Linked DNA regions of Homo sapiens: region 2 is linked to region 1. Evidence: chromatin contacts called from ENCODE Hi-C data. All regions are on one chromosome and are shown on one strand. The core of a region is the stretch at or near the end of the contact, and the rest is flanking DNA. Distances in the headings are between cores, read along the strand shown. Region 1 holds the start of CHAC2 (ChaC glutathione specific gamma-glutamylcyclotransferase 2). Region 2 holds the start of RTN4 (reticulon 4).

The links. A loop is a pair of places that touch in the nucleus more often than their neighbours do. Pooled maps may share reads with other maps.
Region 2: a map of CD8-positive, alpha-beta T cell shows a loop between it and region 1 (3-fold over the local background). The contact joins the promoter of RTN4 here to the promoter of CHAC2 in region 1. A Hi-C loop is called at or near these places in 2 of 168 maps with a recorded cell type or tissue (CD8-positive, alpha-beta T cell and naive thymus-derived CD4-positive, alpha-beta T cell), 2 of 37 single-sample maps with no recorded cell type and 12 of 50 pooled maps.

What each region holds. Positions count from the first base shown.
Region 1 is chr2:53,766,368-53,769,067 of GRCh38, reverse strand. CHAC2 (ChaC glutathione specific gamma-glutamylcyclotransferase 2) reads right to left here and starts at 1,264. Exons shown (of 3, transcript NM_001008708.4): 1 at 1,047-1,264. The coding sequence starts at 1,181. All of the region lies in intron 1 of ASB3 (ankyrin repeat and SOCS box containing 3), which reads left to right. The region is part of intron 1 of GPR75-ASB3 (GPR75-ASB3 readthrough); the gene reads left to right. RefSeq lists enhancers at 733-922, 943-1,292.
Region 2 is chr2:55,049,128-55,051,827 of GRCh38, reverse strand. RTN4 (reticulon 4) reads left to right here and starts at 1,377. Exons shown (of 9, transcript NM_020532.5): 1 at 1,377-2,083. The coding sequence starts at 1,528. RefSeq lists enhancers at 1,547-1,596, 1,559-2,371 and silencers at 1,737-1,796, 1,937-2,056.

The sequences.
Region 1 (2,700 bases), core at 15-2,514:
CATCCCAATAGGCCAGTATAGTCTACTTAAAAGCCAAGTTCTTAACTGACCAACTCTAGTTGAGATAGAATGGTTTCTAATTCAGGTTCTTTTCGTGATTTTAATCCCATGTCTCTCTTATGAGCAGGTGCAAACTACTTTAGCGCCTTGATCTTTTCCACTTTCCATTGACCAATTTCCAAATTATTAGTTACCTCAATCTTAGTTTTCTTTATGGATTAGTTGTTTTGTAGCCAGTACAAAGCTGATTTGCATAAGCAGTGAGCTGCTGCTAATTCTCTATACATATATTGAGATTAATGTCTTTGTAGGACTGACTGAAAAGTGAATCAATGAACTTACATTTCATATTATAATTATGAGAACCATCAAGAAAGTAACATTAAAATAATGCTGGATATAGTAATGAGTTTGGTACTATGTTATTCATATAACCAGAACTTCATTTAACTTCACTAGTACTGAAAACCAAAGTGAGTTCCTTAATAACCAGCGAAAATTTTGGAAACTCATTCTGCAATCCTGTGTGTCAGAAAATAAAACTTTTGAAAGATGTAAAGAAATCCTAGAAGTAACATGCACGTTTAATCGCAAGCTCATGAAAGTCGGCTAGAATGCAGAAATGCCAACAAATTTAATTGCTAAAAAGCTGAATTTGCAACTTGATTTACTATTTCAACTCTGTGGTGACATGAGCATTCATCTTCCCGCCAATGGGACTTTTTTTCTTTTGGCAGAGGTTGCAGAGAGATGGAGTCCCCATCTCCGCACTCAGCCTGGTGCGAGCTCGTGCGCCTGTGCCCGCGCTTCTCGCCGTCTCTAGAGACTAACCACCGGCATCTTAAGCAGCTTCGGAAGGAGTGCCCGGGCTGGGTTAGAGATGGCGGGCAGGTGGCAGGGAAAATCTACAGAAATGTTACCCCAAGCCATGTGCTTTGGCCCCATGAAGCGCTAAGGTGTGGTTCTCTAGGGTGTGGGTGCTGTGTGTGGAGTTGGGGAGCAGGGGTCAGGGGGCAGTAAGTGTGGGGAGCTGACCGGCGCCTCACCTTGCCGGGGACCCCGCGGTGGTCCGTGCTGCCCTGCCAGAAGCGCCTGCTGTAGTTGGTGATGTATCCGACCAGCTTGTCCTGATAGGGGAAATCCACCTTCCAGATCAGGGACCCGTAACCAAAAACCCACATCTTCTCGCGGCTCCTCTGCCCCAGTGGCCGTGAACCCTAGCTGTCGCCGCGCCGCCGGGGACTGAAGCCTCCGGTAAGCGAGTAACCGGCCGCGCGGGGCGCAGGCGCGATGGCCACTTGGGGCGCAAAGCGCACTGGGAGTTTAGATCCAGAAAGATTTTCCGAGCGGATCTCAGTCAGCTTTATTTTATTTCCTTGATTAGGGTGTCAAGAGGCATTGACCTTCGGTGTAGTAAGCAATGGATTCTTTTGCAGCATCCGTAAATCACCCTAACCTACCTTTAGTGCCCGTGTGCAGAAAACTACAATACCCACAATGCTTTTTGGAGCTATTTGGCTCTGAAATTGGAACTGGGCTTATTTCTAACGGGGCCGAGGAAGGAGAAAAGAGCAGGAGTCGTCACTCGTGTCCAGATACGGAGGCGGTGTACCAGCACCGCAGGTAGCAAAGCACCTAGAAACACGTTTTGTTCTGCTTTGGAAATTAGATTTTTGCCTATATAACAGCAGCCAGAGGAATGTAATTCATATTTGATTTTATGTCCTGAAAAAAAAGTCTTTTGCCTTTCAAATAAAAGCAGAAAGTTTACAATAGAAGTTTACGCTTGTGAAAGAGTAGCTGTCATTTCAATGGGAATTGTTTATATATTTAAATTTTACACAAATTTATTCATCTTTAGTATTATCATTGGCTTGTTCACAAAAGAGCAGGCAAATGTTCTTAACTTGGGGCCCCTGTAAAGGCTTTGGAAACGAGCTGGGGAACCTGAATTTGTATACAAAATTTGGGGTGTACACTTTTCTAGGGGGAAACTACAGCTTTCATGAGTTTCTCCAAGGGGTCAAGGATCCTAAAATTTTTTGAAGATCTGCTCATTAGAGCTCTTGCTGCAAAATATTGTTTAGGAAATTCGCTTGGACTATCATGGCTGTGTCTCTGTGTGTGAAAACAGAAACCTTACCAAGTGATTGTTCTTTCTTGAAGATTTTTATACCATGATCTTGAATGCTAAAACACTCAGATTCAAGGGGTATTATTTGTTTTCTTATAAAGAAATCAGCAGGAAGCTGCTACCAGACAAACAAACAAAAAAAAAAGCAAGTCTTTTCCTATTTTCTCTAAGTTGTGGTTTCAAATTGCCTGATATGGTTGCTAACCCTTCTTTTTTGAAAAATTTTGAATACACAGAAAACTCAGATAAAAAGAGTGTAATGACCAATACCTTTCATCTAGATCCAGTAATTACCATTTTGCACAGTTGCTGTACTTCCTTTTTACTTTATTTATACTTTTAAATGGAGAACATTTGAAGTTGCTTGTGTTATGACATTTTACTGCCACATACTCTACATGTGTCTCATAAGAATAAGGACATTCATCCTAGAACAAGTTCCCTAAAAAAAAAGAATAAGGGCATTCTCCTAATAACTGTGATGCCATTATCACATCTGAGAAAATTAACAATAGTTATGTAATCAAATAAGTATTCCATATCCAAACTGCTTCATAGAGTCACTA
Region 2 (2,700 bases), core at 128-2,627, 1.3 Mb before region 1:
TATATCCAAAATATCAATTTCAACATTCAGTCAACAGGAAAGCTGAGATATTTTACATTTCGGAGGTACTAATTCTTGAAATCCAGTGCGCATTTTACACTTACAGCACATCTAATTTCAGCCTAGCTACATACATTCCGAGTGTTCAATCAGTAGCCACAAGTAGCCAGTACCTGTCAGGTACAGCACAGATTTAGACTTTGAGCAACTTGAAAGCAGGTTATCCTCTTCTCTCCAGGGCCTCCAGAGTAGGCATGCAGTGAATATTTTTGAAAGGTAAATCAGAAAGATAAAAGGATCCTGATTCTTACAAAGATGTTCTGCAACTACTCTCTTTAAACTCTCCAGCCTCATAAAAAGTGGAATGGGGATCATGCTTATTCCTGCATATCAAACCAATGACTATGGGGCTTCCTGACTCCCAGAAAGCCTGAATCATCCGAAATGTTGACTCATGAACCTAAGGTGACTGAAATGTAACGTGAACCAAATTAGCTTTCCAAGGCATCTTTGTATTTCCACTTTCCTGTCTCCCCGCTGCCTCTCTCTTTGGGTGACTCACTCTCTTACCATGTAAGAGTCCAGCAGGCAAGGCCCCAAACTCTCTTTGGAAGAAGAGCAGACTTTCAAATGGTCGGCCCCAGATCCCTAGTTAATTCAGCACAGCTGTTTTCCTCCCAATTTCGGGGGCTGCGGTTTAGACTGAGTGAGCCTAACTGTCAAAAAACAATTTTTTTCTTATTTTAGGGTGGTAGTAGTAGTGATGTAGTTTGGAACTTTGAGTGAACAAATAATCTTTTATTTCAAAAATCTTTAAAAATCCTTAGGGCCCACTTCCCAGTCCCGCTAATACCTTTCTCCAGTCGGGTTTCTTCCTTTCCCGGGAGGAAAGTTTCCACTCTCAGTTCCCCCAGGATAACGCCCTTCCGGTGGCGCGCCAGAAACCGCGCCGACCCCTCCCAGCCAGCAGCCCGCCCCCTTTCCCAGTGCTCTAACGACATACGGACGCCAGCTGCGGGCAAGGCCAAGACCCCACCCCAACTCACGGTTACCCAAAGTGGGGGTGGAGCTCCCAGCTCTCAGCCCCGCCCATTGAACGCAATCCCAGCCGGTAAGAGAGAGGAAGTGCCGTAGTCCCCACCCACTTTCATCTCCTTCCCTTTCTGTTGGCCCGGCTGGTCGCCTATCTTCTCGATCCTGTAGCCGATTGGCTCTCTCCCTCCCGCGCCAGTCCCTGCCCTCCCCTGGGGAGGGTGAGTCACGCCAAACTGGGCGGAGAGTCCGCTGGCCTCACTCCTAGCTCATCTGGGCGGCGGCGGCAAGTGGGGACAGGGCGGGTGGCGCATCACCGGCGCGGAGGCAGGAGGAGCAGTCTCATTGTTCCGGGAGCCGTCACCACAGTAGGTCCCTCGGCTCAGTCGGCCCAGCCCCTCTCAGTCCTCCCCAACCCCCACAACCGCCCGCGGCTCTGAGACGCGGCCCCGGCGGCGGCGGCAGCAGCTGCAGCATCATCTCCACCCTCCAGCCATGGAAGACCTGGACCAGTCTCCTCTGGTCTCGTCCTCGGACAGCCCACCCCGGCCGCAGCCCGCGTTCAAGTACCAGTTCGTGAGGGAGCCCGAGGACGAGGAGGAAGAAGAGGAGGAGGAAGAGGAGGACGAGGACGAAGACCTGGAGGAGCTGGAGGTGCTGGAGAGGAAGCCCGCCGCCGGGCTGTCCGCGGCCCCAGTGCCCACCGCCCCTGCCGCCGGCGCGCCCCTGATGGACTTCGGAAATGACTTCGTGCCGCCGGCGCCCCGGGGACCCCTGCCGGCCGCTCCCCCCGTCGCCCCGGAGCGGCAGCCGTCTTGGGACCCGAGCCCGGTGTCGTCGACCGTGCCCGCGCCATCCCCGCTGTCTGCTGCCGCAGTCTCGCCCTCCAAGCTCCCTGAGGACGACGAGCCTCCGGCCCGGCCTCCCCCTCCTCCCCCGGCCAGCGTGAGCCCCCAGGCAGAGCCCGTGTGGACCCCGCCAGCCCCGGCTCCCGCCGCGCCCCCCTCCACCCCGGCCGCGCCCAAGCGCAGGGGCTCCTCGGGCTCAGTGGGTGAGTGCCGCGACCTCTCGCTTCGCGCCGCCCCTCGCGCCCCTCCCTCTTTTGTGTGCAGCCCCAGATGCTTTGGGCTGGTCCCTCCTCTCCGCCCCGAGGGCGCTTTGTCTGCGGACTTCGGGGCGATGGCGCCCCGTCTGGTTGGAAGCGCGGGGAGAAGGGTGGGGCGGCCCTTGGAGCCCGGGTTTGTTCTTATTGTCCGTCTTGGTTTCGGGGAACACGTGCACCGCTCCCGGCTCCCACTTTCACCCTGTGTGATGCCCAGCGTACGGATTCTCGGAAGTTAGGCACCCACCCGTAGTAGGAGCCGGGTATATACCCGAGAGCCAGGGTTGTGGATTTATCGGGTTGGTTGGGCTTCGAGGTGAGGAAGGAAAGGCCTTGGCACCCAGATATTTTTAGGAGGTGCTTTTGTCTACCCGTCTGGGTTGCTCCTTTGGAAAAGGTGCAGTTTTGCTGCGGGTCTGTTGGCCTGCATTCTGCCCCGGGCTCCCTCCTCACCTCCTGGCTGGCGTGGGTGGCCCCTTTGCGCTTCCCCTCCCCCTCCTCCTGTGCTCGTGGGGAGCTGGCCGAGTGGAAAACGTCCACATTGACCCAACCGCAGTGAAGGGAGA